2 separate regions of the Homo sapiens genome follow, and region 2 is linked to region 1. A link is an interaction called in ENCODE POLR2A ChIA-PET data of the cell type or tissue named here. Cell type or tissue: MCF 10A. All regions are shown on one strand. Region 1 overlaps FAM193B (family with sequence similarity 193 member B). Region 2 holds the start of PRR7 (proline rich 7, synaptic).

The links. Peaks named below come from ENCODE experiments on the same cell type or tissue, not always from the same donor. Only the 100,000 strongest peaks of a DNase experiment are listed, where the experiment ranks them.
Region 2: POLR2A ChIA-PET joins it to region 1 with 11 read pairs; 9 of 35 experiments call an interaction of 5 or more read pairs at or near these places.

The regions. Positions count from the first base shown.
Region 1 is chr5:177,543,588-177,548,587 of GRCh38, reverse strand. The region is part of intron 1 of FAM193B (family with sequence similarity 193 member B); the gene reads left to right. Among named protein-coding and RNA genes, the nearest start is that of FAM193B, 8.5 kb to the left of the region's middle. In MCF 10A, no CTCF peak of the experiment used is centred here; DNase peaks (open chromatin) are centred at 2,047 and 2,967.
Region 2 is chr5:177,446,056-177,451,055 of GRCh38, reverse strand. PRR7 (proline rich 7, synaptic) reads right to left here and starts at 4,242. Exons shown (of 4, transcript NM_030567.5): 1 at 4,096-4,242. It overlaps PRR7-AS1 (PRR7 antisense RNA 1), which reads left to right and starts at 3,112. Exons shown (of 3, transcript NR_038916.1): 1 at 3,112-3,412. RefSeq lists enhancers at 918-1,418, 1,419-1,919, 2,957-3,585 and a silencer at 3,528-4,617. In MCF 10A, no CTCF peak of the experiment used is centred here; DNase peaks (open chromatin) are centred at 1,175, 2,975, 3,865 and 4,285.

The sequences.
Region 1 (5,000 bases):
ATGTGACTGGGTCTGGGAGCTGCTGAATTGAGGGTGCCAGGGGGATCTTTGAGGAGACCTAGGGTATTCTTCAAACAGTGGGTTTCCCAGGGAGGAGCTTTTCCATAAACAAGAACAGAAACAACCTTAGTTTAAAACAGAACAAAAAACCTTCCCCCAGTTCTGATCTATTAATGATATTTGCCAACTTCCATTGTGTATAATCTTCCATTGTGTATCCAAACACTTACCTGTGCCTACTCTGTGCTACAGCTTCTGCTGAATGACTGCAATACAGTGACTTGTGGGACACAGGCTCTGCCCTTGAAAAGCTCACAGTATTGTGGAAAGGACAGATTTCAACCACTAGAATATATATGATAAGCTCTATTCTAGAGATACGTTTTTAAACAAAAGAGTGTTAGGATATCCTAGAGCAAAGCCAAGTTCATTCTTCCTGTGGACTTAAGAGGATGTAACACCCAGATCGAGCCTAAAAAAAAGAGAAGAAAAAGGCAGAAGGAACAGCATATGGGAAGGTGTGACTACTTTATGTATTTGGTCCTTCTTGGCAGGATGTGCAGAAGCAGAGAAGGACTGAGGAGAGGCATGCTATGTCTTGGGAAGGGCCCTGTGTGTGTGCCTTCGGTTCTGTGCCTGTGAGCCTGCCTTCATCCTTCAGACTCTGGGTGGCTCCCAGCACAGCAGCTGCATGGTTGTGCAGCCTGTGGGCCAACATGCTGCAGTCCATCTCCCCTTCATTCTCCACCAAAGGCCCTTAGCTCCCTTTATTATTTCCCCCTCCATGCTTAGGATGCTTAGCACAAGTGGTAGCTACGAGTAGATCTATCTACTGTGAAAAATGATGTAGGGAAACTAAAGCAGAAAGAAGGGGCTGGTGGAACTGCAAACACTGAAGGTTTTATTAGGAAGTTATAGCCAGAAAACAAGGAGCTGGGGGTTCAAAGAGGCCTTGAAGTCACTTGTCTAGTCCTTCTGTCCTTTGCTTCAAGAAATAAATTTGGGGCCGGGCGCGGTGGCTCACGCCTGTAATCCCAGCACTTTGGGAGGCCGAGACGGGAGGATCACGAGGTCAGGAGATCGAGACCATCCTGGCTAACACGGTGAAACCCCGTCTCTACTAAAAAATACAAAAATTAGCCGGGCATGGTGGCGCGTGCCTGTAGTCCCAGCTACACAGGAGGCTGAGGCAGGAGAATGGCGTGAACCCGGGAGGCGGAGCTTGCAGTGAGTCGAGATCGCGCCACTGCACTCCAGCCTGGGCGACAGAGCGAAACTCCGTCTCAAAAAAAAAAAAAAAAGAAATAAATTTGGTTTGGGCAAGTCTCACTTAGTAAGTTTCCCTGTCATTTCTTCCAGGGCAGAAGAGGAAAGAAACTAACGGGTATTGAGCACCTACTTTGTGCCAGGCCCAGGCCAGGTACTTTACATAATTTATTTCCTTCTGTCCTCACAACTCTGTAAAATATGGTTTTATTCCCATTTCATAAATGAGGAAATTGAGGCTCAAAGAAATTGAGTAATATTCCAAGATCATATTGAAAATGGCAACTGGGATTTGAACTCACAACTGTGTGTCTCGTCCCCAAAATTCATGCTCTTCCTCCTCCATGAGTAACGTGTGCTGGGGTTAGAGTAGCAGAGTGGCAGTTTGACCTGAGGATTCAGGTAAATCTGCGGCTTGGGCCCTCCTTGTGGCTCATTGCACCCAGGAGGCAGTTCAGCGGATGAGCTAGCCTTGTGGGGATATTAAAACAGAAAGTTTTAGGGTTAAGGTCACTAGGATCAGAGAGACTCACTCCCAACCGAGCTTGTACAACCAGAAAGGATTCTCCACTGACTAGTCTCGTAGTGTGAAACAGCTGTTCTACCTCCTGGAAGGGCCTGAGCCCACAGCCTGCATGGAAGTTTGGGTAACAGCTCCAGGGCACTGAGGTGGGGTTGTGTCAGCTCTCTTAGAATTAACTGCAGCTCTGATTGTCAGCATTAGAATAGTCTGAGATTCTTCTCACTGATTGCCCTCTCATCAGTGGCTCAGAGTGACTCATAGCATGTTGGGAAATGCACTGTTTTGGCTCTGTTTTAAATTCTGCCTTTGTGTTGAACAGCTGAGACATGAGCCAGATGGGCTTTAAGCTTTCATTTATTTATTCAGTGAATGCCTGCAATGTGTCAGGCCCAAGCCAAGCCTAGGTTCCTGGGCATACTTAAATGACCAAGGTCCACACACTGCCCCCAGAGGGCTCACATTCTACCAGGAATTTAGGAACAGACAGAATACATCTGTGGCACATTTTGATGATGCTATACTAAATAGAATCAGTTGTGCTTAGCTTGACCAGCAAGAGCTTCATTGACCTTTGACCAGAATCTTAGGGAATGAATAGGAATTGTCAAGGGTAGATGTTTCCCGGCACTTAGCACAATTGGCAGGAGACAGGGACTCTGACAATGTTGAATGAGGGAATAAATGGGTGAATGGAAGAGTGACTGATGATAACTATGACAATGAGTTTTTCTAGGCTGAGGATTAATCATTTTCTCTGCTTCTGAAAGGGAATTTTAGCTGCTGGTGTTGTCCTCTGCCTGCCTTGGTGACAGAGAGGCTCTTGGAGTTGGGTGCCTTGAGAGTAGAGTGCTCTAATGGGCCATTTCAAAATAGAATTTGGGACCTGTTGCAGGGCAGCTGGTTAGATACAGCATGTGTCTTGGGGCAATCCTGTACGAACATACACAAACTCTGGAGATGAAAAAGAATCCATGGGATGAATGAGGCCACGCTGAGTGCTGGAAATTCAATCCAGCTTCAGAGTAGTCCTTGACAGCTGTCTGGTCTGGCAATGGGTTATTCCCAAATTGTGGACAGAAAGGCCAAGCTAGAAAATTGAGTCATGCCCCCAGAGAGCTATCTTTTTTTTTTTTTTTTTTTGAGACAGGCTCTCACTGTTACCCAGTTTGGAGTACAATGGTGCAATCTTGGCTCACTGCAACCTCCGTCACTTGGGCTTGAGCAATCCTCCAACCTCAGGAGACCTTATATATTCCTAAAAATTATTGAGGAACCCAAAGAGCTTTTGTTTGTGTTGTTTATATCTATTGATACTTACCAAATTAAATATTAAAGCTGAGAAAGCTTTAAAATATTTTGTCACTAATTTATTTAAGAAAGACAATATTAAAGCTATCTTGTTAACATAACAATTTTTAATGAAAACTATATTTTCCAAAACAAAATTAGAAGAATGGCCAGGTGTGGTGGCTCATGCCTGTAATGCCAGCACTTTGAGAGGCTGAGGCAGGCGGATCACTTGAGGTCAGGAGTTCAAGACCGGCATGGCCAACATGGTGAAACCCTGTCTCTACTAAAAATATAAAAATTAGTCAGGCGTATTGGCAGGCGCCTGTAATCCTAGCCACTTGGGAGGCTGAGGCAGGAGAACCGCTTGAACATGGGAGGTGGAGGTTGCAGTGAGCTGAGATCATGCCACTGCACTCCAGCCTGGATGACAGAGCGAGATTTCATCTTAAAAAAAAAATTAGAAGAATGGTCTTCTTTTCATTTTTGCAAATTTCTTTTCATCTGGCTTAATAGACTAAAGCTGGCTTCTCATATATGCTTCTGTATTCAGTCTTTTGCAATACATTGTTTTGGTTGAAGTATATGAAAAAAAATCCAACCTCACACAAATATGTAAGTGAGAAAGGGAGGAATGTTTCAGTAGCCTTTCCAAATAATTTCCATTATTGAATTTGAGCCCATATCAGTGAAGTCTTCATACTCATTTACACTAAAATCTATTGGTCGAGCCAGTGCTTTGAATCCATCATGCTTTGGTCATTTGGAAAATAGGCTCACTGGATTTTGCACATCTTCCAAATGTTTTCCATTTCATTTTACAATGCCAAAAGATAACATTTGTTAATATCACCACCAATTTCATCAGAAAAGTCTTCAAGTATTTGGAAGCTGTCAAACTCATGGTGGTAGATGCAAGTTTCAGAATTTTAATTTTCACTTGAAAGCTTGCATTTTATATCATTGCCCACAAATACTGTCAGTTGTTTTCCTTGAAGTGACAGGCTCATTTTATTCATTGTTCATTTTTTTGAGAAAATGTCTGCCAATACCCAAGTCTAAATAGTAAGTCATTCTTTCAGTTAAAAAATGGTGTTCCATGAAAAAAAGTGGCTTCCTCTTCCTTTGATTTTATCTCTCTTTTATCCAGGAAAAACTAGAATGCCCTAACTTAATGCTTCTCAGGCCAAGACAAAAAAGTCTTGGGCCTGATCTGGTAAGGGAGCAGAGATAATGGTTTTAATGGCTACAGATGCCAGCCCCCTAGGCCCTAGAGTGCACCTAGAGCTCACTTGGCCCCTTCACTGCTCTGGGGATGTGCATGCTACAGCATGGATCCCTTGTGAGTAATCTCACACTCTCCAGAGATTCTGGTTATGCTTAGAGTGAAGAAAAATTATCTTGGAGCTTTTTTGAGGAGATCCCAAATCAGTAGAACCCCCAGAACTTTTCTTCCCTCATCTTTTGCCTAAGGCTAGACCTGCATCCTCAGAGGCTCTGAAATTTAAACTGAGGTGAGCAGGAACAATGGGCTGCTGCCCAGGGCTGCTGGATTCAAGAATCAGTTCCATCAGCCTTTGTGATGAAGAAAAATGGTTGGAGTTTTCATTCATTGGATGAACATTTACTGATCTCTTCTTTGTGTAGGAATACTGTGCCAGGTGCTAAAAGTACAGCTTGGGAGCAGCTGATTGAAAGTCTGGGTTGACCGACTTTTCAGGGCATAAGGGGTCATGAATGCCAGAATTTGGGAAATGGCAGCAGATCACAGTCAAAGGGAACTCTGAACCAAGAGCTGTTCTCTGCCAAAGCAAAAATTTGAAGGAACCAGTGGCATTACTGACTATAAATATAACATCTCTAGGGCTTGGGATTCTTATCACCCTCTAGCAATTAAAGTGGAGATGAAAGTAGCAGAGGAAAG
Region 2 (5,000 bases), 98 kb after region 1:
TTGGCCAGGCCAGCATCGTCTCTCCCCTGGCCCCCATCACCATGCTTGCCACTGTGCTGTGCCCCTGCCCAGCCTAGTCACTCCTCACAACACTACGCTGCCTCAGGAGCCAATCTAGCATTTAACATGGCTTAGATCTGGGCCTCTCAAATTTAAGCAGGCAACAGAACCACGTGGAGGCTGTTAAAACAGTGCTGGGCTCCATTCCCAGTACTGGATTCAGTAGGTCTAGGATGGGGCCCGAGTTTGCATTTTAAACAAATTTCCAGCAGATGCTGGTACTGCAGGGCCAGGGAGCACACTTTGAGAACCACTGACCTAGGTGCTGGCCTCCCGAATGAGCTCCTGCCAAGGCCTCTGGGGCTCACCTGAGCCACCTCACCCCTCAGGGATGGGAAGCCCAATGATGCCAGGATGTTCCGGGGTGGCCAGGGCCGAGCACCATCGGCCTTACCAGCTGGCACCCAGTAATTGGCTCAAGAACCACCTATGGAAGGAGATGCTGGAGGGCTCGTTACCTGGTTGGTCTTTTAGCTGTGGGACCGGGGGAGTACCTCAAGGGCTGGCTCTGTGTCCAATTCATTCCTGGGAAATGTCAGCCATTCACCAAAACGTCACTCAGAGAAGAGCCATCACCCAGCCCCCGCCTGGCAGGGCAGTTCATAAGCAAGTGGAGACCCCATGTGTCTACGTGAATCAAAGGAAAAGGCTGTACGGAGGCACACACCAGGGCTCTGGGGGGTGGGGATGGAAAATCCCGGGCAGCAGGGGCACTGGGTCACACCTGGACTTGAGGCTAGAGCTGCTGGTCTTCAAGGGAAGGGACAGGAACTCAGAGCAGGGGGTGAGGGCTGGGGGGCAGGACAGACTGACAGCCTGTCCTGTGTGCCTTGCATACGCCAGGCCCACTACTGGTCTCTATGCTAGTTATCTAAGGAAAACTCAGGAGGTGGCTGCTGTTCTCTCTACAGACAAGGATGTAGGCTCAAGGAGTGGGTCCAGCTCAGGTCTCCATAGCCAGGTGGTGTGAAGCCCGGGTGATGACAAAGTCCTCGGTCCCGGCAGCAAGGGCATTTCAGGGAGCCACTGGTGACACCCTTACACCCTTCCCACATCAACACAGAGGAACTGAGGCCAGAGAGGACTTGACAGGACTTGTCTCCACTCCCAGTCAGCCAGGCTTGGAGCTGGCCAGAACCGCCCTCCGCCTAGGCCAGGGTACTGAGTGGCAAGCACCCTTGCTTGCAGGTAGATGACCTAACCCTGACACCAAGCCAGGAACCCAGGGCTTGGGAAACTACAAATAAGACCACAGAGACTGAGGCCTCGGTGGGCTTGTAGGTGGAGAGCCCTCCCTCAGGCCAGTGTCTACTGCGCTCAGCTCCGGCCCTCCTCAGGGCAGGGTTTTCAGAGACCAGGTTCCTCCTCTGAAACCTCAGCCTGTGGCTCTCTGTGCCTTCATCCCCGCAGCTGGCATGGAAATAATGATCTGACCTCCCAGGGGAGGCGGCCCCACGGGCGTGATGGTGACACCCTGTGGGGGGCAGCCTGGGTAACATGCAGAGTGCCGAGGGGTAGGCCTGAGCTCAAATCTGGCTTCTGCCCTCACCGAGCCATGTGATCCCATCCTGGCTACTCCCATACCTGAGCTGGAGTTTCTTCAGCAGTAGGACCAGGGTGCCGAGGGGACAACAGAACTCCCTCTGATGAGGGATCACCCTGCAGCCTCAAGAGGCTCAAATGCAGAAAGCAGCCCCTGGTGTCACAGTGTACACAGCCTGGAGGCGGCCCAGCAAAACCTGCGGTCCCTTTCCCACGGACCAGAGGTCTCAGACACAGGACCCTTAGGTTGGACACAGTTCTCAGACATGTTTTAAAAACAATCCATGTTCACAATCCATTTTTAAAAACATTCTGATTAATTGCCAACATTTAAAAATCCAGGAGATTTTATATAAAGGTCTGGATTTCTGGTTCATCTTGAAAATTGGACAGTCAGGTCATACCAAGTCCACATTTCACACAGTGACAAAGATTGGAGCTGAGCGGCTCCCTGGCCCGCCTCACTCATTCCATTTCCCCCCTGATCCTTGGAAGCATGTGGGTTTCCAATGCCTGGAGCTAGACTGAGCACCCACAGGCTGCAGCAGTGCATGGACCCATCTTTGCTAAATTTTCTCTCCCACAGCCAAGACTGCAAGCTGAGCAGGCCATGGAGCCCATGAGCCGAGGACCAGGGCTTGGGGTTTTCCCAGGGGACTGAGGCAGCCCTTTGCTGCTTGGTCTCACCGGAGAAAATGGAGGGAGGGAGGAAGTGAAGAAGGGAGGGAGAAAGCTGGCCCCATCCTATAATGCATCTGGGGGAGCAAGAATGTGGCTGATTTAGCTGGAAGAAGGAAAAATGTACCAAGACCCGAAAGACAGGGAATGTCCTCACTGGAGGAAAGTGAAGGAAGAAGGCTCTACAGTTCTTCTCCTGGGTTACAAGAGAAGTTAGCTAGCAGGCAGAGAGGAGCTTTGCCCCCAGAGAAGCCTGCAGTGTAGACTCAGCTCTGCCACTTACTGGTAGTGTGACCTTGGGCAAGTCACTCACCTCCCTGAGCCTCCCTTTAGAGTCTTCATCTCTAAAATGGGGATAATAAACTTACCTTGCGCAACTGTTGTAAAAAAAAATTAGGAGATAATGGATGCAGAGCACTCAACACAGGTCTCACAGAGCAGGAAGGGAATGAAAGGCACCCGTGAGTAATTCCCCAGGCGCCCCTGCCTGCAGGAGACTCAGGCCTGACCTCCAGGGCACCACCCATCTAAGGGCATCTTATGCCAAGGCCTCCAATGCCCCAGATGCCAGTCACCTCTAGGATGCCTCCCCGGATGGGAAAGGAAACCCAAGGACGGTTGTGGTCGCTGGGATCCTGGATCTGAAGCCCGCGGTCGGGGCTGGCATCTGCTGAGTCAGGCCTGGGAGAGCTGGCAGGAGGGCCATTTCTCTCTCCAGCATGATGCCCGCTGAGGGGAGGTTGGGAGGGGAGCCAGAGGTCATTTCCTCTGAGTCAGAGGCCATTCTCCTCCCAGAGGAGCTCCCCTGGCGGACCAGGCACCTCCATGTGGCGCGTGCCTCCCTGCCGGCCAACCTGCATGCTACTCAGTACAGTTGGGGCATTGTGCTCAGACAAGAAAGGGGCACTTGTGATCCAGACAATGGGCTGGGTCGCTCCCATTTGGCCTGGGCTTCAGCTTCCCTGGGTCAGCAATATCCTTTCCTCTGCTCCTGCCCACTCTGCTTCCACCCCTCCCTGGAGAATGGTGGCTAGGAACACGGAGCAGAGACTCACCGCGGGCCCATGCCCGGTTTGGCACGTGCCTCGGCCGTGAGGAGGAGGAGGGATGCAAGCTTCGCTCCTCTACCCTGGTAAGAAACGTCGCCCCTGGGGAACCCAGCTCGGCTCAGGCCATGTCCAGGGCCGGCGCGATTAGGTGGTGGCGGCGGTGGGTGGGTGGGTGGGGGGTCTATGGGCAAAGACCCCAGCGCCAGCCTCCATGCCTCCTCCTCCCGTGACAAGCCCAGGGGCTGGGCCGCCCCCACGTTTGCAGCCACCCCAGGAGCCCTGCTGCGACGACTGCAGCCACGTGGGAGCCAGCTCGTGCCCACGGCCGTTCGCCCCCACCCCCACCCTCGACGGGCTGTGGAGGCAGGCACACCCAGCCGGGCCAGAGGGGCGACATGCCCCCGCCGCGCACCCCTCTCCCCCTGCACCCCCGGGCTGTGGGCCCGCGTCGGGGGAGGGGGGAGGGAGGGGGAGGGGGCGTCGCCGCCCCGCAGTCGTGTTGCCGGGGAGCGCAACCCCGTTGCTGTGGCAACCGTTTCCAAGCGAACTGGTGGCGGCTCGCGCCCCGTTCCGGCTCCCTCGCTCACTGGCGCTCTCCCTCCCTCCGGTGTGGACTGGGGGAGGGGCTGCTCGCGGCCCGGGCGGGGGACCGGGGCGGCGACCCGGGGCCAGGGCGCTGAGCCGCCCGCGGGGAAGGGCTCAGTCCTGGGACCATCTTCCGCCCGCGCTCCGTGCCCGCCCGGCCCGCAGCCGCCGCGGTACTCACGGGCCCAGGCATCCTCCTCGAGCTCGTTCTCCTGGCTCGGGGCGAGCAGCGCGGGCCCAGCGGACAGAGCCCCGGGCCTGCGGGGGGAGGCGGCGGCGGCCCGGGGGAGCAGACAGTGGCAGCGAAAGCGGCTCCGAGCGCTGGGCTGGAGGCGCGGGGCGCGCGCACGGGCGCGTACACGGCGGGTGCTGAGCCCGGCGTGCGCGCGCGCGGCAGCCGGCAGAGGGCCCCGCACCCCCAGCCACACGCCGCGAGGAGGCTGCCCCCGGAGGGAAGGAGGGGGAGGACGGTCACCCACCTGCGGCGCCGAGACCCGGTTCTCCAGCCCGCCGGGCTCACACCCGCCAGGGCACCCTCACAGGGGAGGCACACGCCGGCCGACCCGGTCCACACTCCAGGCTGGAGCCCAGGCCACACCGGTCGTGCACGCTGGATGCACAGCCAGGCAGCTGAGGTCGAGAACCCGGACGCGCACACAGCTCAGCTCGGAGAGCACACACATGTCCAGGTCCCCGTCACATCCTGACAGGCGCTGCGCACACGCAGTGGGCAGGGGCCCCCGAGCAGGCAGGCACCCCAACGTGGCTCCCTCCCAACTCACGACCCCTCTCGCTAGGTGCCCAGCAGGCGTACACCACCACATGCCTACTAGGAAGCCACGGGGAGGAGGACCTAGTGCCGAACCCACAGCCCTGGCCTCCGTGGACATGCCTCCCCCCTACCCCAGCAGGGAACAGATGACCCCTAGAGAGCGCCCCACTGTCTACCCCGAGGTCCAAGCTTGCAGAGGCCACTCTGAAGTTGGCTGTCCATCGGCCTCTTAACTGGGCTGTTTTTCGTCCAACTTCTCTACTGCACTTAAGATGATTTGCCAAAAACCCCTCCACCACCATATTAGCTGGAAC